Linked DNA regions of Homo sapiens: region 2 is linked to region 1. A link is a loop called in an ENCODE intact Hi-C map of the cell type or tissue named here. Cell type or tissue: mammary epithelial cell. All regions are shown on one strand. Links, peaks and the distances in the headings refer to the core of each region. The heading gives the core; the rest is flanking DNA. Region 1 has its middle 74 kb from the start of MAOA. Region 2 has its middle 22 kb from the start of MAOA.

Region 1 (10,381 bases), core at 687-8,686:
CTGCACTCCAGCCTGGGTGACAGAGCGAGTCTCTGTCTCAAAAAAAAAAAAAAAGTTCTAATACATCTTGACGTAGGTTTATTTGGGAAATGGCATTCTCCAACAAACTTCTCAGTATTGGCTATAACCTGGTAAGGATCTTAAGTAACGAAATGAGTTAAACTTTGGAAGGACAGCTTCACTCACGATATAAAGCCTTTCCTTGGCCACACACTGCTAGGGCTCCATGCCTGTGACTGCTAAAAAGCTAAAGATTACTGTTGGCAATTCCTTTGGTTTTCTCTCTGTTCTGTGTTATTTCTCATCTTATGTCTGCAAACAAACTAAAAAACGTAACTACTTTTCCTATTCATTCTTTAAGTCATTCTAAAAAACCTTGATTCAGACTTTCAATTTTTTCCCACAAGTGACTTCCTCTACCTCTTAAACACCTACATGCTATTTTACACAAGCCTCTTGGAGCAGAGTCTCAGGAAGATAACGCCCAGGTAAACTGCTCTAACTGCATCTGTAACCTTGGATTTTGTCCTTGCTGTGGGTGGGCATTCATTTATTGCCCAAGCCATATTGTTTTCCTCAGTTTTAGTAACAGGTGAACGTCCTTCCTGAGGGCTGGCAAGGCTGGGGTTATCACAGAGGTATAATTTACTGAAGATCTGTGACCTCCAGATTTGAAGGATCAAGAGCAATTAAGGGATGGGCAACACTCTGATCTCAGTCATGTGGCAGAGATTGAATCTCCATTAGCCAAGCCCTGGAATAGCCCCTGCTGCAAGTTACTGTCAACAAACTCAATCTGTTTGGCTTCCCAAAGTGAGTCTCCTTTTGCTATAGCTGCCGGGATCCAGGCTAGTTGTGCTGTTATATAAAGTGTAGAGGCAACTCCCTTGTCCCTGTGTTTGAAGTATTTGTAGAGATAGAGCACTTGGAGTCCTGAATATGAGGAACAGGACACTGTGGGACACATAGACAGGTCTGGTGGCAAAACTGCGAAAATAATGGGTGGATCTTGTAGTAATGCTGATGAGGTTAATAGCTGGAAGGATCCTAATGCCAAAGTCTCAGTAAAGTAAAACAAAATTTTGCTTATCCATGGGTAGCTACACAGGAGTGGTCATGTGGGATATTGCCCTCCCCTCAGCAGGGGCTATCCATCAACAAGTGGCTTATGGTTGCTGCTGGCCTGTTGGACCAAGGTTTGATTCACAAATATGCTCATTCTCTTGAATTACCCATCATGTTGGCTTGGAGACAGGTTTACTCATCCACACTTCTCAGAAGGATGAAATGAGAGCATGAGGATGGGAGATACAATGTAGGGCCTTGCTGGTCAATGTCTACTGGGCCAGGTGCTTCCTAGCAGCAGGGGCAAAAGCTTTCTGAGCCTTGGGTGCCATGGTATAGCAACCCCTGCAGCATGGCATGCCCCCGCTATAAGTGCTAGCATGAACATAGCTGGTTGCAGTTCCCCATCTCCTGTTCAGTGGAGGTAGGTGCAAATGTGTGTGGAGAGGGGAAGGTAGCTGAACTTTAGCCATTCTCAAATCTACTTATTTAGAAGCAGCCATTCTAAAATCTACTTATTTAGAGGTTGAGCAGCCATTGGGCTGGGTCCCAATCTCCCTCACTCCATGTGCAGTAGGTCCTCAAATAATGTCATTTCATTCAACATTATTTTGTTTTAATGTTGATGACAATCACTGATTCTCAGCCAGGGCCACTGTCTGTGTGGAGCCTGCACATTCTTCCCATGTGCGCATGGGTTTTCTCCAGGGACTTCAGTTTCCTTCCACATCCCAAAGCTGTGCATGTGAAGTGAATTGGTGTGTCTACATGGTTTCAGTGTGAGTGGGTGTGTATATGAGTGTGCCCTGTGATGGGATGGCATCCTGTCTACAGTGAGTTCCTCCCTGGTGCCTTCAGCTGCCAGGACAGGCTCTGGTCAACTGATTCCAAACTGGAATAAGCAGGTAAATAATTACCTTGTTTTTGTTAATCTTTCTATGTATGGCTCACATTTATTTCAGTGTTTAATGTTAGAAGTGTTTTGGTCTTTATTTAGAAGTTTGATGTTTTTTGTGACCAGAGGCATGCTGTGGGAACTTAATTCTTGTTTATGTCAATTAGCCTATGGTCAAATTGGTCTTGTTATATGCTGTTTTGCACAAAGTCACAGTTTCTAAGAGTTTATGATGTTAAGAGAAGACTTACTATACTTCTTCCTGGACTTAATAATTGAGCCAGTGCCATTGCCCAGTCATACATATGCATAGAGCACGTCTTGTGATGAAAAATCCCATGGCTTCTCTGTGGGTTACCAGACTTCATGACTAGAGCTATGGGTCTGCTCCACGTTCCCCTTCCTTAGTAAGCTGGGACCTGAAGAATGTTGCTATTCTGTTCCCTATGGACTTCGAGTTCTGCATTTCAATATTTAGTTATAACTGAACAGAACAGCTGGACAAGTGGGTGGGATTGACATGAAATGGTCTAGGATGAAAGCAACATGGGCACTGGAGCATCAGAACAGTTACTGTTTGAGATTATAGGGCCAGTATTTCTGACCTGGTGGTTTCTCTGCAGTGCTAGTCTTTTCAGAGTCAGCTCAGTTGCAGAGCTGCCCTGTCTTCACTGAAGTCCTAGAATCTGTGGGGTTGGCTTCATCTAATCCACTGCTATGAAGAACAGTTAGGCAGTTCCTTAAAATATTAAATATAGAATTATCACATGACCCAGCAACTCTATTATTAGATATATACCAAGAGAATTTAAAATGTGTCTAACAAAACTCTGTAAATAAATGTTCATAGCAGCATTATTCCTAATAGCCAAAAAAGGTAGAAACAACCCAAATGTCCAACTGAATGGGTAAACAAAATCTGACATATCTATACAATGGAATATTACTTGGTGATAAAAGGGACGAACCTTGAAAACATCATGCTAAGTGAAGGAAGCACAAAAGGCCATGTGTTGGATTATTCCATTTCTATGAAATGTTTAGAATAAATCTATAGAAATAAAATAGATTAGTGGTTTTCAGGGGCTGGGAGAAAGGAATGACTACTGATGGGTATGGGAGTTCTTTTAGGGGTGATGGAATGTTTGGAAATCAGATAGGGATGATGGTTGCCCAACCTTGTAAATATACTAAGAAACCACTGAATTGTACAGCAGAAATGGGTTATTCTTTTCATATGTGAATTGTGTCTCAGAGCCATTATTTTTTAAAATCAATAGGTCATCTTTGGCTAGGCCAAGATCTTTGACAGAGTTTTATACTTACAAAAAGATTATGAATCCATGATTGAATTTTGCCTTTAAGGAAAAATGACTTTCTGAAAAAGTTCTGCGGTGTTTCCAGGTGTTGACAACTATCCTTCCTCAAAGAAATGAACTTGCATCTTCATCGTGGTAAGACACTCCCCCCAGCATTGCAGTTATGTAGCTTTCTGTGCCTTCCTAGGAAAATGGTTTACAAGTGTGACTGGTTTTCCTTCAAAAGTTATATTTTAAATGTGGGGTGTTTTCACAGAATAATACGTAAATGCCCCTCATAAAATACCTTGTATGTGCCTTGTATATAGCTTTATTTCCTAACAGTGTGCAAAAAGAGTATAAGAAGAAAAAAAATCACTTGTTATTCATGTTTACCCTGTGCATGACCTACCTACATCATTGTTTAATCTATTAGTAATAACTGTTAAACGTATTATTTGAAGTTACTGCAACTGTTAGATGTGTTTGAACTTGCCTGGTCCACCCTTGTAGTCTATGTACTCTCTGTTATGAAAGTCATGCTGCCTTATGGAGAGTTAAGAGCTCTCATTTGAGAGTTAAGAGCTCTCATTTGAGTGCTAGTTTTGCAACAACTTAATGAGAATGACTTGCCACCTTTAGTGAATAGATTAAAAAAAAAACTGTAGCTGGGCGCAGTGGCTCACACCTGTAATCCCAGCACTTTGGGAGGCTGAGGTGGGTGGATCACCTGAGGGCAGGAGTTGGAGACTAGCCTGGCCAACATGGTGAAACCCCGTCTCTACTAAAAATACAAAAATTAGCTGGGCATGGTGGTGTACACCTGTAGTCCCAGCTACTCGGGAAGCTGAGGCAGGAGAATCACTTGAACCTGGGAGACGGAGGTTGCAGTGAGCTGAGATGGCGCCACTGCACTCCAGCCTGGGTGACAGAACGAGACTCCATCTCAAAAAAAAAAAAAAATGTAGATAGGGAGTACTCGAAAGCAACGTGACTGCCTCGATTACCCATGAAATAACTTTCTCCTTTGTTGTTTAGTAGCTGAATATCTTACTGACGCAGAGTTGAGCGACTACGTTTTACTGTCTGTAGACACAAAGAAAGCAGTCATATAAGATCTGGTGGCCAGTCTATTTACTACCATAGTTTTGAAATAATGATAAGCACAAGTTGTAATTTGAAATCTGCAACAAGGTAATGTGAAATGAAAATAGCTGATTTCTATTGTGACAAATTCACAATTCACAGGTTCTGCTAATGGTGCTGTGGTTTGAATATATTAGCTAAAGGAAGTATTAAATTTAAGTTGGAGGTTACTAAAAATAAAGATAAATGCTTTCTAAATCAAGCTGAAACACCTCGTGGATATTACAGACCCCCAACTTAAGAACCCCTAATGTAATAGATCGCTTATTTTGGCCTGTAGCTCATGGGTCAAGGTGATCTCTACTGTGGTAGCATGTTTCGTAAGGCTAGTTAATCAAACAAGTTATTCTATCCTAGGATCTAATTATAAGTTTTTGAAAGGTCTATGACTTTGGGCAAGATCTCTGACTCTATTACTTCAAAAAACATTTTTTAAGTAATCATAGACTCCTGGGAAGTTGCAAAAATAGAACAGAGAGTCCCATGTACTTTTCATCCATTTCTCCTAATAGTAGCATTGGCATAACTCTAGTACAATGTCAAAACCAGGAAATTGGCATTGGTATTTTGTTTTTTATTTTTATATTGGAATATTGGGATGTCTTGATCTAAGGAAATTAATCACCTAAGTTGAATATCCACTGTTAGCCTCAAGTACTGTTAGTTGCTTCTTACTCTGAAGGAATACTTGGGATTTTATAGCATGGGCCAATCTTCTATCACCTGAGAAGGAACAGGATCCCAAAGTTTGGAGTGTTGTAAGCTGAGGTACCTCATTTCTCAGGAGTCATGCTATGTTCATTTGTCTTGGGCTTGCTCAACCTATTAGGCAATATTTTGTCCTCACCAAAAGGCTTTCTTCTGTTCCCTGCAAGTAGTTTCGTGCTTCAGACAGAGCTCCACAGGGCCTTGGGAAAACCTGCATCACATCCCGAGATATAATATGGAAACGTACTGTTCTAAATGTCTAGTTTTTTTGATGTAAATTCTGGATCCTATGACAGCCTGAGCTGTCATATCCTTGCTCATTTTCATGCTCATATTACTGAGCATGAATAGCCCAGTGAGACTTTTTTTTAACACCTAAGGGTGTACTAGATAATACCCGGCAGTGTATTGAGCAATTTGGTCATGTTTAGAGAATGCATAGACCTCAAGTGCCAGAATACCCTCTACTTCATGCAGTACCGTCACACATTTGTTTTGTATTGCCACAGGTCTTGGTAAATACTTCATATTCCAACATTAAAATACAATATAATAGAGTCTGTTACTAGATGTAATAACTCTTAAGAGGCAGATAACTGTGTTAGTCATCTTTCTCCCTAGCACATGAAAATGACTTGAGGTCTATGGAGCAAGGAACTACATATTAGCAGAAAGCTAGGGTTTGACATTTTTTGTCCCCTAATATATTCCTACTCAACTTCTTAAAGTATGTTCTGTGGCAGTTAGTTTGACCACATTTTCCAGATACTCACCTTCTAGAACCCAGTCTGTGGCCAAGACTATGTCACACCCTCTTAGTGTGGGATATGGCTTTTAACCCAGCTGTAGAAATTCAAGTATGAGGCTTGAAAGGTGTCATATTGGTGGCACTGTAGTCACAGTGTTTGAAAATGGCTGTGTAATTGTGCTATGATTCTTAAATAGAGCACCTGAGCCCACCTAGGACTAGCCCACCAAATGATCCCTAGAAGATGCGGTTAGCCTTTGTTTGGAAGAGTCTCTCCACTGAGTACTCATCCTTCCTCTCCCACTGCTGTATTGGTGTCCAATTTGTGAACCAGCAGCTACCTTGCAAGTTGCCACATGTTGCTTTCAGGTGTTTGATAGTATGCTTTGAACCAGGGCCTTCCATGTGTGTTTCTGTAACTTCTTTGACATGCCTGGAGGCCAAACCCTTCTTGCTGCTACGTTTATTCTCTTTGATATTATCAGTTGTGTTGGCAGAGAGGGGACTACTGACACTGGCCCCTTGTCTCACTTTTGTGAAATCATAGAATACTGAGGCAAGGCTGTGATTGGAATGCAATGTCTGCAATATTCCTGGCTTCCTAGTATCAGGATCACCATTCTCGTGAAGAATGATGACTCTATTGGCTTTGTCCCATATATAAAATTTTATATCACTGTTCTTTCCATAAACTTTGTTTTTAAACATATGACATGATAAAGGACATTATTCAGAGAATAAATGTCCTACCCAAACACGTTATTTTTCTCTTAATTTGTATAACTTTGATTTAAAGGAAATAAAAATTATTACTATTTTTAGCACTCTTCCATCCTAAGTGAAGTTATATGTGAATGTAAGAATTCAGTAACAAGAGCGAGGCATGACGGCACATGCCTGTAGTTCTAGCTACTAGGAAAGCTAAGGCAGGAGAATTGCTTGAGGACAGGAGTTCACAGCAGAAAACATTGTAACCTTTTAAAAAAATTTCAAATAGATCTAGGTCTCAAGGCAGTGATGATCTAACTCATAATAGGGTCGGTAACCTAATTTGCCTACTGATGTTTTAAATGAATCTGATACAAAAAAATCCTTTATAAATAGTGATCAAAAGCAAGACTTCGCTGGGCATGGTGGCTCATGCCTGTAATCCCAGCACTTTGGGAGGCTGAGGCAGGCAGATCACTTGAGTTCAGGAGTTCGAGACCAGCCTGGGCAACATGGTGAAACCCCCGCTTCTACTAAAAATACAAAACTTAGCTGGGCATGATGGCACACGCCTGTAGTCTCAGCTACTCAGGAAAGTGAGGCAGGAGAATCGCTTGAATCTGGGAGGCGGAGGCTGCAGTGAGCTGAGATCATGCCACTGCACTCCAGCCTGGGCGACAGAGCGAGACTCTGTCTCAAAAAAAAAAAAAAAAAAAGCAAGGCTTAGCATATATCCAAGTAGAAAATGTCTAGGCTATAGGTTATCTCTAAAATCTTGGAAGAAATAAAATATAAATCAAGAGTTAGAAAGAGGACTCTACAGACCCAATTTGAAAAACTTGTTAGCAGATTTAGGCAAGTCCATGCATCTCTTAATTTCTGACTCTTAATTTGTTTCCCAAAACTTGGTGGCAGAGAATTTTGGAAATGCAGGAGCTATTACTTTAAATAAGAAAAATGTGTTCCCATTCCATTTCCAGATCCTAATCCATTCCTCTAAATTCTACTAAAAAACAACAAAAACAAACTCTTAAACACCTATAGCAATTCACAAGAGGTTTTTGTATAATAGCATATTAAACTGTGATTCCTAGTTACTTAACAATGAATTCATTAGCTGGGTATGTTTGTTTTCAGGGTTCAACAAATATGAGCTATCTTCCTTCTACATAGCAGCAAACACATAAGCAGTAGAATATTAGACATCATACATGCCAATAAAAAGGCAATACAAAAAGTGTCACTGGTAGAAGAGTTGCCTGAGTAAAGTTTGGTGAGAGGAGTAAGATGTGCAGGACCCGGGCATTATTTCCCAACAGACTTCTTGCCCTTTTCTTGCTCTGCCCTTCCTCATAAAGCTGCGTTCCCTTGGCCTCTACAAAGGTGATTTCTGGCTGGATTTGACCAATAGGAGACAAGGGTCAGAGATCAGATTGGAGGGTGGGGAGAAGTTAGGATCTCTCTCCATCGCCTTCTTAGCCTTAGGTACAGCTTTGGCAATGGTTCCATTCCTTCCTGAAACCCAACTTCTGCTATGTTTCCAGCCTCTTTCAACTCCCCCTGGGCTCTGAGAATTGCTTCTTTCCTTTGACCTTCTAGGTTAAGAATTGTAGTCAGTTCCGGTTTTTCCTCATTTCTACGTTGCCTCACCACTTTTTTTCCTTTCATTTACTCTGTTATTTGTGAACAATTTATTGTGTTAAATTTCACCTGTTGCAAATCCTTGAAGTGGCTTCTGTTTTCCTGTTTGACTGATAGATACACTTGCTGCTTGGTGGGTGAAGATGAGAAAGTGTGAGTCTATGAAGGAGGGAGTGAGATAGTAAATGCCTGCAGTTCAACCACCTCAGAATGAAAGGAATTCATGAACAGTCTCTTGTTTTGATGACATTCAGGCATTGCAAGTAAATGGTTGTAAACAATCATTGAAACCATAGATAAAGCAACTGAAATTGGACAACTGTTTGTATTTCCTTTGCTTGCAGTAACATTGCTCCTGATAACAGGATTGCATTTGTAATTGCATTTTGGAGGATGTTGATTGTTTATCATGGTTACATAGATGTGATTTCTGTTAAAAGTAAATCTTTAAATTTGGCATCAACTATCTGTGCCTCTTTTTTTAATTAATGAAATCACATTAAACAAAGCTTTTCTTCAAATGTTGTTCTACTTATTCAGATGGTGCTGTGGGTTGAATTATGTCCCCCAGAAAAGTATGTTGAAATCCTAACTCCTGGCACCCATGAATTGAATATAGTTGGAAATAGGGTCTTTGAAAATGTAATCAAGTTAAAATGAGACCTCACTGGATTAGGGTGAGTCCTAATCCAATGACTGTTCTTATGAGAGAAGGAAAACACACACACAAAGGAGAATGCCAAGTGATAACAAGAGAGATCAGAGTGATGGGTCTACAAACCAAGTATCAGCAAGGATTGCAGCTAACATCAGAAGACAACAAAACACATGGAACAGATTCTCCCCTAGAACCTTCAGAGACAGCATGATCCTGCTGACATCTCTATTTCAGACTTCTAGCCTCCAGAGCTGTGAGAGAATAAATTTCTGTTGAAAGCCACCCAGTTTGTGGTGCTTTTTTTTTTTTCAGCAGCCTTAGGAAACGAACGGTTTCACTTAACATGGGAAGCATAATGACCATAAATGCAGAACATGCATTTTTCTGGTTTTGTATCAGGTAATAACTGGCCTCATAAAATGGAGGAGATTGTGAAATACTGGTGTTAATTCTTCTTTAAATTATTGGTTGAATTCCCCAGCAAACCATTTGGTCCTGGAGATTTCTTCTTTATAAGCTCTTAAATTATAAATTTGATTTCTTTAATCGTCACACAGCTACTCATATTATCTATTTCCTCTTGATGGAGTTTTAGTAGCTTTTGAGAAATCGATCCATTTCTTCTAAGTTGACAAATTCATGAACAAAAAGTTATTTGTAGTATTTGCTTGTTATCTTTTTGATAGCTGCAAAATTAATATTGATGTCTCTTATTTTATTCCTGATACTTGTGATTGTATCTTTTCTCTATTTATCAGTCTTGTTAGAAGTTTATCAATTCTATTGACTTTTTTCGAAGAGCCAGATTTTTGTTTCACTTGTTTTTTTCTCTATTGTTTTCTAGTTTTTAATTTCATTGATTTCTGCTGATGTTTTATTCCTTCTGCTTGCTTTGGGTTTACTTTATCTTTTTCCAGTTTCTTGAGGTAACAAGTTGGACTGTTTTAAGACCTTTTCTCATGTCTAATATAAACCTATAGTGCTATAAATCTCCCTTAGCATTGCTTGAGCTGCATCACCTACAATTTAATATATTGCATTTTCATTTTCATTAACTTCTGTGTATTTTTATTTGCCTTAACTTCATATTTTATCCATGGTTTATTTAGAAGTATGTTTATTTTCTACATATTTAGAGACATCCATGTTTTATTTAAGTTTCATTCCATTATGGTTGGAGAGCAACACTCTGTATGACTTTCATTCTTTTAAATTTGTTTTATGGCCATACATATGGTCTATCTTGGTGAATGCCCCTTGAGCATTTGGGGGAAAAAATATTCTACTAGTGGGTGGTGCAGCGGTGTGTTTCATATATGTCAGTTAGATCCTATTGGTTGAATTGCTCGCCTCTTCTATATCTTTGCCAATTTCTGTCTAGTAGTTTTATCAGTCACTGAGAGGGAGTGTTATAGTCCCTAGCTATAGTTGGGAGTTTGTCTATTTTTCACTTCATCTCTATCAGTTATTGCTTTATGTATTTTTAGGCTCTGTTTGGTACATACAATTTAAAA
Region 2 (10,381 bases), core at 1,186-9,185, 51 kb before region 1:
AAGCCCTAGGGAAGGGACACCTGTCTGTCATTGCCTTTAGGGGTGAGGGACTGGCCAGGGATTTTTTCTGTTTTCTGACTGCCAGCTAATCAGCTTAAGTATTCTTTGGTAATTGAGGGTTTCTGGCTGAGGGCACTCCCTGGTGTTACGGGAAGGCCAAGACAAAAGAGTGAATTCCCTATTGCCCGTCAGGATGGCAAGTCCACTTTCACTTAACACTCTGTAAACCGTGACTTGGAAACGAGCAGCAGCAATCTCAACTCTGCGCAGACACACTCTACTGGTTGTGGACCCAATTTTGGATTCACCTTCATCACAAGCACCTCATCCCAAGTTATGGGTGAGTTCTCCTTCACGTTAGGTTTGAGCTGACCACTCAAACAAGGGCACTCTTGGACTGGTCATCCAGGCAAGGGCAGGCCCTATATCCATGGTGGAACATCACTGAATAGAGCAAGCCAATGGAAAAAGGGAGGTCCAAATCCCTCAGGGTTGCCCCAGGGATCTTGTAGTCCTTTACCAAAATCCAATATGGGTTCAATTCATTCTTCAATTCCACTCGACTCGCCCTTGGGTTGCATACTTAAAAACTAGTCCCATTTTGACCCACACACTCTCAAAAAGAAGTGTATGATTTTCTTTTGTAATACAGCTTGGGTTCAATATAAGCTTCCCGATAATTTAAATTGGCCTCTTAATTAAACCAACCCTGGACGGGAACATTATTTTACAACTAGATTCATTTTGCCAGAACCTTGGAAAGGATTCAGAGGTCCCAAATGTTCAGGTCTTTTTGGCTTTATCCCAAAACCCAAAATAACATAAAAATTGTCGCATATGTTTCCAAGGAACTTCCTCCCTCCCTGATTCTATGTCTTAGATGATCCTTCCTTTTGCCTATCACACTCTCCTCAGCCTGCTCCCACTTCACCTACACCCCCTCCATCTGCTAATCAACACCCCTTCCATATCTAGACACTTTATCACTCTCACATACTCACACAGGAGTCACATATACCACTAGTATAGTTTTGTCTCTCCACGAGGTGGCAAATGAAGATTTGGGAACAATTCGAGTTTATGTTCCTTTTCCAGTGTTTGATTTTTTGCAAATTCAATCCAAGTTAGGTTCATTTAGCCAGGATCCCTCTAAGTTCATTCAAGAATTGGGGGCTTTAACTATTGTCTTTCATTTAACCTGGCAAGACATATTTGTGGTATTAACTACTTGCTGCTTCCATGAAGAAAAATCACACATATGGTCTTTAGTTCCAGCTTGGGCAGATGACGCTCATGCTTATAATCCTAATGATGATAGAGCTGGTGCAGAAGCTGTCCCCAACACACAACCCAATTTGCAATACCAGGCTGCTGATGCCAGCCCAAACAGAGGCAGGGGCAGATGAGACTATATGATAAATTGTTTCTTGGAAGGAATGAGAAAGGCTGTAATAAAATCTGTTAATTTTTCTAAATTACAAGAAATCACTCAGGAGCCATCTGACAATCCTGCCCTTTTCCAAGCTAGACTGGTGGAGGCCATGCATAAATATACAAATTTAGACTCCAAAAGCCCTGAGGGCCAATCCATTTTGTCAGGCTTCCCTACACATCAGACGAAAACTCCAAAAGTTAGAGCAAGACCCACAAACTCCCTTTCCTACTTTATTAAATACAGACTTTAGGTTTTTAATAACCAGGAGGAAACACCAAAAATAAAAAAGGCTCAATTAGAGGAGAAAAAAATGCTGTTGCCAAGCTAAATACACGGCAACAGCATTGGCACATTCTTTTTTGTTAGCTAATAACCCCAAGGCTCGTCCCTATAATACTAAAAGAATGGGGGCCTGGCATTGCTGTAGAAATCCAGGACACTGGAGTAAAGAATGTCCCAAACCTCTGGGTTACAAGCTGTCCCCTAGACCCTGTCCTCATTGCAAACAAGAGGGTCATTGGAAGAGTGAGTGCCCCTCTCTCCCTCATGAGAAGGGGGACATCTCTTCCTTCTGTGCTGTCACAGCCACAACCTTGCCAACCTACCCAACAAAGGGATCCTACAGTACAAGGACTAGGGCAAGGGCAAGGGCAAGAACAAGCACCTCTCAGTCTTATTTTAACCCCTGGTACAAAGAGCTTCTCTAGTGCTTGAAAAGATCTCGTTTTAAATGTGACAACTCCGGAAACTAAACAGTAGCTTTGCCAGAATATGGATTCCTTCCTTTGGATTAATAGCAAAACCTTTATGTGAGCCCTCAAGGGAATTGAGGAACTACCTCTATCCTGGACTAATGATATGAAGCATGCTCTAAACACTTTAAGACAAGCTTAAATCTCAGCCCCGACCTTGGCCCTAACAGATTTGACTAAGCCTTTCTTTTTGTATGTACATGAACAAAGGGGAATAGGTTTAAGATTCTTAGCCCAAAATCTGGGGCTCTCTAAGGACCCTATGGCATATTTTTCAAAAACATTAGACCTAGTATCCTAGGGATGGCCCCCCAGCACCCACTTAAAAGCCTCAGCAGTGGAGGACCTCTTAGTCCAAAAAGCTTGAAACTATATTACCTGCCCATCCTGGGCTCTTATGGCTTTGTGGCACTGCTAAGAATTATTTAAACCCTTTTCAAGCTTTGGCACTATACCACCTTGATAATTCTCTCTTCATTATGGTGATTGCACTCTGGGAACAATAGCTCCCATCCAAATTACTGTCTTGAGCATAACTTCCAATCTATAATTCCATTCAAGAAGAAAAAGGGCCCTAGGATTTATTGTGACTGGAGTTGTAGGAAGCATTGCAATTCTTGCCCCTTGGGGAGGTTTTACTTACCATAAAATCACACTACGAGAACTTACTGCCTCCCTTGAAATAGCCTTAGCCAAAGCTAGTGCAAGTCTATCGGTGCTAGAAAAGTCTTTAAACTCACTAGCAGAAATGGTTTTTGAATAGATGAGTTCTAGATTACCTCCAAGCCGAGCAAGGAGAAGTCTGTGCTGTCATCAACAAAATCTGTTGCATCTATATTAATGTGTCTGGAGAAGTGAAAATTAAGGTCCAAGAAATTTTCAAACAAGCCAAATGGCTACACACACTTTCCCAAGGTAACCAAGACTGGCCCAAAACCTTTACTGATTGGTTTCCATAAATCACTTGGCTTCCCCCGTTCTTTGCACCTTTCATCCATATCATTCTTGTTTTAATATTTGGTCCCTGCCTCTTAAACGCTCTTATTAAGTTTATATCTTCCTGATTACAATGATTCCATCTACAGATGACTATGCAATCCCAATACTGGCCTGCAACAGCAACTTCCATTTACAAGGGGATTCTTGATGGAATCCAGTCTTCCCTGTGAACAAGTTTTCATGACTTTCATTCCCTTCATGACAGAGAGCAAGAAAGGGGAAAACACAATGTATCCCCTCAATGCTCCCTTTCAGCAGGAGGTAACCAGACTCGACACCGCTCTTCACTGTGCCATTTTCCCTTTCTTCTTGAGACCCTAAGAGGCAGCAGCTAGACATGAGTATGGGGGAATATGAAGGGTCAAAGATTTGACCAAGATATTTTTCAGGCAGAAAATGAGGAGAGCAAGATCACCTGGTGACCAGCAAGCAGACCATCTAGAGACAAAACTCCTTATCTGAGGAATTCAGAAGTAATTAGACTTCCCTATTATCTAAAGCAGGCATCTGGTTCCAGGTCTCTTTCCCCCAAATTTTTAAGTAACTAGAATTTCTATACATCCCTGGAATGCATGCAAACTGAAACTCCTTGTGCAACCATTGCTGACATTAAGGCACCAAAATGTCTACAAATGTAATCATTTATCATGACCTTTGTGACTAATATACTCCAAATTACCCTTAAGCTCCTGCTTTAAGGTCCATAAATACCCCTGAGGAAAAAAATCCACCATGGCACACTCAGTCCTGTCTTTCTGAGGTGCCCCGTTGCACTCGTCTACAGCATTATTTCTTTCTAATAAAACTTTCCTTTTTCAAACTTATACTGTCATTGGTAAATTCTTCCTACCAACCCATGAGTCGATCACTTTCTGATGCCAGGGCTCTGACACCCCACCTAGCAGTGAGGGGTAATAAATGATTTTCAGGGGAAACGAATGAACCCAAATAACAATGACCTGTGACAGAGTTCCTCCGAGCTCTGGGTGAGGTAGCAGGAAGATGAGGGGCAGAACTTCATTGTGAACAATGGTTGTTTTATTATGCAGATAAAGTTTCCCAGGTAATCTCTTGGAGCTGTCCTCAGAAGAATAGATGAAAAGTCTGTCTGGGCATAGTGACAACTTTTTGTGTTTTTTCGTCCCTGCTGGTTAATTTTTCTTGGTTATTTATTCCTAGGGAGGGAGTCTTAAGACAATTGCATTTTATTTGGAAAGAAGATTTCTTAGTCAGATGAGGAAATTCCAGAAAGATTCTCTCCCTGTGCTAGTCGGGGAAAAACCAGAGAAGGTTAGAAAGTCCTTGGTTTTGAGGTAGCTTCGAAGGCCTTCCGATTTCCTTTAATTCAAAAGTGTTCAGCATGCCCAAGCACTATACTTTGTGGTATTGTTCTCTCCACCCCAACACCACCCCAAAATGTGACTGTAGGAGACCAGAATATGCCACCCCAAAATATAGCTTTTTGGCATAAAGATTATTTTGAGAAATGGCAGACACAGGGGAAACTCTGAAAACAGAGTAGAGGTTATCCTTTTGTAAGGGAAATTTACATCTATAAAGGAAATAATTCATTTATAAGGGTGTCTCCCTCTTTGTATCAGGAGGAGAGGAATGATTCTAAATCAATAAAGACTCTTGTCAATGGAGAAGGAATCAACTTAAATCTGTGTAACAAACCTTATCCTTCTTTACCATGCTTTTCCTTTTCCTAGCTATCTCCCCATAACTGGTCTTCTTCTCTTTCTTTGCTTTAGAGAATGATGATTTTTTAAGCCTGAATTCAAAGCCAACTTTTTGAGATTTACTCATTCTCCCTGAATATATCCCTTGTATACATGAAGCATACATGTTATTAGACTTTGTTTTTCTCCTATTAATTTACCTTTGATACAAGGATCCATCTCAACTAAGAACTACGAAGGATAAAGAGAAAATTGTTTTTCCTCCCCTACATCAGCTCCCCAACTGGACTGCACACTTCCCTAAGACAGGGGCCATCTGTGCCTCATACCAGGAAATGTACTTATATAGGTTAGTACATGTTCACCAGCATCACTGAAGTTATTTCTGAATGACGGTCCACGTAAGCCATTAGTAATGATACCTGACTAATATACATGTCACTGTTGAAATGTCAACACTTCAATTTTTAAAACACTGTTATTTGGTAAATCTGAATAAGATCTGTAGTCAAATTAATTGTATTGTGCCAATGTCAGTTTCCTGGTTTTGACCCTCTACACATTTCTTCACCTGCCCCACCCTCCACCCTCAATATACACACATTCTATGCACTAGTAATAGCAGCACATAATGTCACACCTTTATTTGTGCTGCATCCTGGGCTTCATTCTCTCTATATATAAATTTTTACCTGGATGTTCCCTATTCATTCTTTTAGACTAAATTAACAATTATCTCCTAATGAAGCTGTATCCATCAGTAAATGTTGTGGGTTCCCACTTATTCCAAGTGTCTGCCATTCTAGGCAATCCAATTTCCTTTCCTAACTCCAAATAATCATATACAGGGTCTTTCTTCCCTCCTTTCATCTCTTCTTGTATTCTCTGTTTTTCTCCTCATCTTCTTGCCTGTTTTGTGTTTGTGTTACTTCCAACACTTGCCAGTGTCCACATCAGAACTTTTAGATGGAACCCATCTTTCCGTTTGCATGAATGAAATTAAAAACAAGACCCAAAGTCCATTTTCATTATGTCATCTCAAAGCCATTTGCCAAGAGGATCCAGAGAAGATTTAGGGTGAAACAGCAGTTCCAAAGCAGCCTCAGAGGGGAGATATATTCAATAGGATTATTTCCTTGCTTTGAGGAAAGGCAGATCCAGTAACCCTAACTCATTTAGGGTATCTGTTTCTTGGCACATTAAATCAGGAATGGCAGATCCTCAGGCCTCTAACCTTTATGTTCTCCCCCTCCCTCCAACCCCTTCCTTGGTGTGTCCCTAAGTGAAATGTAAAATTTTTCAATTGGGTTTGTGTTTTAAATACTAATGGATGCTTGGAAAAATGGTCCATGGGTAGAGTTTTATTTAAAAAAGAGATTTGCAGGATAATATGTGTTTTCACATGCATTCCTAACACCTTTTCTGGCCTATGCAATAAGCTGCAATTTGTCAGGAGAATACCTTCTGTGGATTCTAAGGGCTTTTAAATTTTTTATATCCCTTTCTCTTGGGTGGAGAAACTTTGGATTATATTTGGACCAGGATTTTATATGCTCAGTATCTTACTTTGCTCTCCCTTAATCTCTGAGTGTTGTCATTGGTATTTATTTTTTTATTTTTTGAGATGGAGTTTTGCTCTTGTTGCCCAGGCTGGAGTGCAATGGCATGGTCTTGGCTCACTGCAACCTCTGCCTCCTGGGTTCAAGCGATTGTCGTGCCTCAGCCTCCTGAGTAGCTGGGATTAAAGGCGTGCACCACCATGCCTGGCTAATTTTTGTATTTTTGTAGAGACAGAGTTTCACCATGTTGGTCAGGCTGGTCTCGAACTCCTGACCTCAGGTGATCTACCCACCTCGGCCTCCCAAAGTGCTGGGATTACAGACATGAGCCACCGTGCCTGGCCATTGGTATTTTAATCTACACAATTATTGATATAATAATCTAGACTATTTCTATCTATTCTGGGGGTATTTTTACTGTTGGGGCTCAGAAAACAATGCCTAAAATGAAGGCGTTAGAAAGAGGGCAAAAGTTTCTCTCTGACCTTCTGCCCGCATGTCTCAGTCCCATTCTCCTCAAGGCCAGCCATAGAAATTATAATCCCTCTTCCCCAAGCTGGGTCATAGAAACCAGAACCCCTTCCCCACAAAACTTGTCATAAAACCTAAAATTATTATTCTAATGCTCCCTCTGCCTTTCTGTGTAAAAATTGGCCATAAAGAAATTATCTGACCTTCCTTGTTTGTCAGTCATAAGACCCTCATTCCAGAGATGGCCCTGCCCCACACTCAGAAGGAAGGAATGTTGCTCAGAGAGGCCAAGAAAAATCTAGACAAGGAATGTTGCTCAGAGAGGCCAAGAAGATAGACCTTGCTGTGTCTTCCCACACGGTTTATTAACATGAAATAATGCCCTTCTTTTCCAATTATATTTCTACATGGCTGTCCATACTTTGTTGAACCTAGGCATAACAATGGACCATTTCCCCTGTATCTTTGTGTCTTCATTCTGAAGGCTCCTGTGTATGCACATTAACTAAATTTGTATGCCTTTTCTCCTATTAGTCTGCCTCATATCACTTTCAAGCCTCCAGAGAGCCAAGGACCTTGGCCCCTACATCTCATAGCTGGTGAGTTAGTGAATAGAAAGTCACTCAGTGATTGTCCCTTCCACAAGGTTTTTCCAGTTCTAGTCCTACTCCTTATGTAACCCCCAAGCCATTCTTTAAAAAAAACAGGATGTTTAAATTTTATATCCCTTTTCAAAGAAACTTAGTTATCACATTTTTTACAACCTTTGTTCCACTGAATGTTATTCTTTTTTCTTTTTTCTTTTTTTTTTTGAGATGCCCAGGCTGGAGTGCAATGGCAAGATCTTGGCTCACTGCAACCTCTGCCTCCCAGGTTCAAGTGATTCTCCTGCCTCAGCCTCCCTAGTAGCTGGGATTACAGGTGCCCGCCACCACACCCAGCTAATTTTTGTATTTTTGGTAGAGATGGGGTTTCACCATGTTGGTCAGCCTGGTCTCGAACTCCTGACCTCGTGATCCGCCCAGCTCAGCTTCCCAAAGTGCTGGGATTACAGGCGTGAGCCACCCTGCCTGGCCTATTATTTTTTTAAGAGCTTTAATAAAGTCTAATTTACATATAATGAACTGCACATATTTAAAGAGTATAATTTGACACATTTTGGCATTTGTATACATGGCTGAAACCATCACCATATTTAAGAAAATGAACATATTTACCAGCCCCACAAATTTCTTCGAGCTCCTTTGTCATCTCTCTTTCCTGCCTTTCCCTTACACCTATCTCCTAGGCAGCCACTGATCTGCTTGCTGTCACTCTAGTTTGCATTTTCTAGAATTTTATATACACGAGGTCAAACACAACATATTCTTTTTTATCTGTTTTCTTTCACTGAGCATAATTATTTTGAAATGCATCCACATTGTGTGTATCAACAGTTCATTCTGTTTTTATTGCTGATATTGGGTATTTGTGGATATTGGACAATTGCGGATATGCCACAATGTGTTTATCCATTCACCTCCTGATGGATATTTCAATGACTCCGGGTTTTGGTTATTACAAATAGAGCTGCTTGGCCTGGTGCAGTGGCTCACGCCTGTAATCCTAGCACTTTGGGAGGCCGAGGTGGGTGGATCACCTGAGGCCAGGAGTTCAAGACCAGCCTGGCCAATATGGTGAAACTCTGTCTCTACAAAAATACAAAAATTAGCCGGGCATGATGGCGAGTGCTTGTAATCGCAGCTACTTGGGAAGCTGAGGCGGGAGAATAGCTTGAACCTGGGAGGTGGAGATTGCAGTGAGCTGAGATCGTGCCATTGCACACCGGCCTGGGCGACAGAGAAAGACTCTGTCTCAAAAAAAAAAAAAAAAAAGAGCTGCCATGAACATTCGTATACAAGTCTTGTATGGACTTACGCTTTCATTTCTCTTAAATAAATACCTAGAAGTAGAATGGCTAGATCATAATGTAAAAACATGTTTAACTTTAACTTTTTAAGAGATGGCCACACTGTTTTTTAAAGCGATTGCAGTATTTTACATTCCCACCAGCAATCTATGAGAATTCCAGTTCTTCCACATCCTTGCATATTCTGTTATTAAGAGTGTCACTTTGGTGAAACGGATTTGTTATAATTGAACCTAAAGAGGAAAGTTTTTCTCTCCCTCTTTTTTGTTGTTTCTATTTTTTTATTTTTGGTAAAGCAGTGCATATGAATTATCTGTATTTGGGACAAATAATATGGTTCTAACAAACATTAACTGACCTTAAAATCCAGTCTTCTATTAACCCGTTATGGAAAATTACAACCCAATGAGAAGGAATAAGGCAGTAACATTCAAGTATGAAAAATAAGAAAACCATTAACTTTATATGTGCAGTAGCTAAGATATTTTAACACATTAGGAATAATTTTTGCAAAGTTATATGACATGAGGAAAGATGATATATTTCTCACCATATTTTTGGGTTTGAAATTTTTTTAAAGCCCGAAACATTCAAAGCATTTGAAAATTGACACATTTCTTGCTGATATGTATGTGACTTTCCAAGTATTGCTCTGGTAAAGGAATAGACTTGTATGTGTCAAACTCATCCAGGGCAATGAGGTCTAGGAAGTCACAGACCAAGCAATCTAATGAGCATTTCTTCCCTTAAGGACTATTGTTCTAGAAATGCAGAGAAATGCAATATAGTAGAAGTATTTCTGTGTTTCCAGTACCTCACTGTGGATTTTACTCTGGAACATGTGTACAAAATACAAAGCCATTACCTTCACTTCTGGCTGGACACTGCTCAAATAACGTGGGGACTGACCAGTTAATGATGAAGTTCAGCTTGAAGTACAGCTCTTCCTACCAGAGCTAACAACAGCAGGTTGCCATATCCCTGCCAGAATGCCCTTGAGCTTTACTGTTGATGGCTTTATGGGTGAAATGACCTTGAGGCAAAATCTCTTTGGTGGTTAAGTAAAATCTTATTGCATTTACTACAGCAAATACAGTTAAGGCAATGATCCAGGAGTGTTTAAAAGCCCTAAAATTATTGTAAACCACTGCACAGTAGGACAGTGTTTTAACCTGCTACTGTGCTGTGTTCCAGTCAAAGTTTCAGTGAACCATTCTGTCCAATTCCTAGAGAAAACTAATGTGAATGAATCATATCCAACATAAGAATCATCTTAAAAGTAAGTAAAACTGACACAGAAAACACCTTTTTAGCATCTTAAATTGTTGAGATAAAAAAACATAGTTTAAATGCAGGATATAACAGTTTTAAAGTGGTATCAATGGAAGAGAAACTTTCTACTCAACAGCAGAGAGGAAATAGAAAAAGTATGTGTCTTCTTTCACTTAACACTAAATTATAAGCATTCTTCAAATTTTCATAAACTCATTGTAATCACTTTTTATGATTGCATAACAGCCCATGAAATATATATATAGTGACTCTTTTAAACAAATTTCACATGTATTTGTTTT

The links. Hi-C counts contacts between places; a loop is a spot of excess contacts. Peaks named below come from ENCODE experiments on the same cell type or tissue, not always from the same donor. Only the 100,000 strongest peaks of a DNase experiment are listed, where the experiment ranks them.
Region 2: a loop joins it to region 1, with 2.2 times the contacts of the local background. A loop is called at or near these places in 4 of 110 quality-filtered maps.

What each region holds. Positions count from the first base shown.
Region 1 is chrX:43,577,202-43,587,582 of GRCh38, reverse strand. No RefSeq gene overlaps it. Among named protein-coding and RNA genes, the nearest start is that of MAOA, 74 kb to the left of the region's middle. In mammary epithelial cell, for the core only: no CTCF peak of the experiment used is centred there; DNase peaks (open chromatin) are centred at 3,772, 5,242 and 6,232; H3K27ac peaks cover 4,169 bases.
Region 2 is chrX:43,628,830-43,639,210 of GRCh38, reverse strand. No RefSeq gene overlaps it. Among named protein-coding and RNA genes, the nearest start is that of MAOA, 22 kb to the left of the region's middle. In mammary epithelial cell, for the core only: no CTCF peak of the experiment used is centred there; a DNase peak (open chromatin) is centred at 5,260; H3K27ac peaks cover 1,560 bases.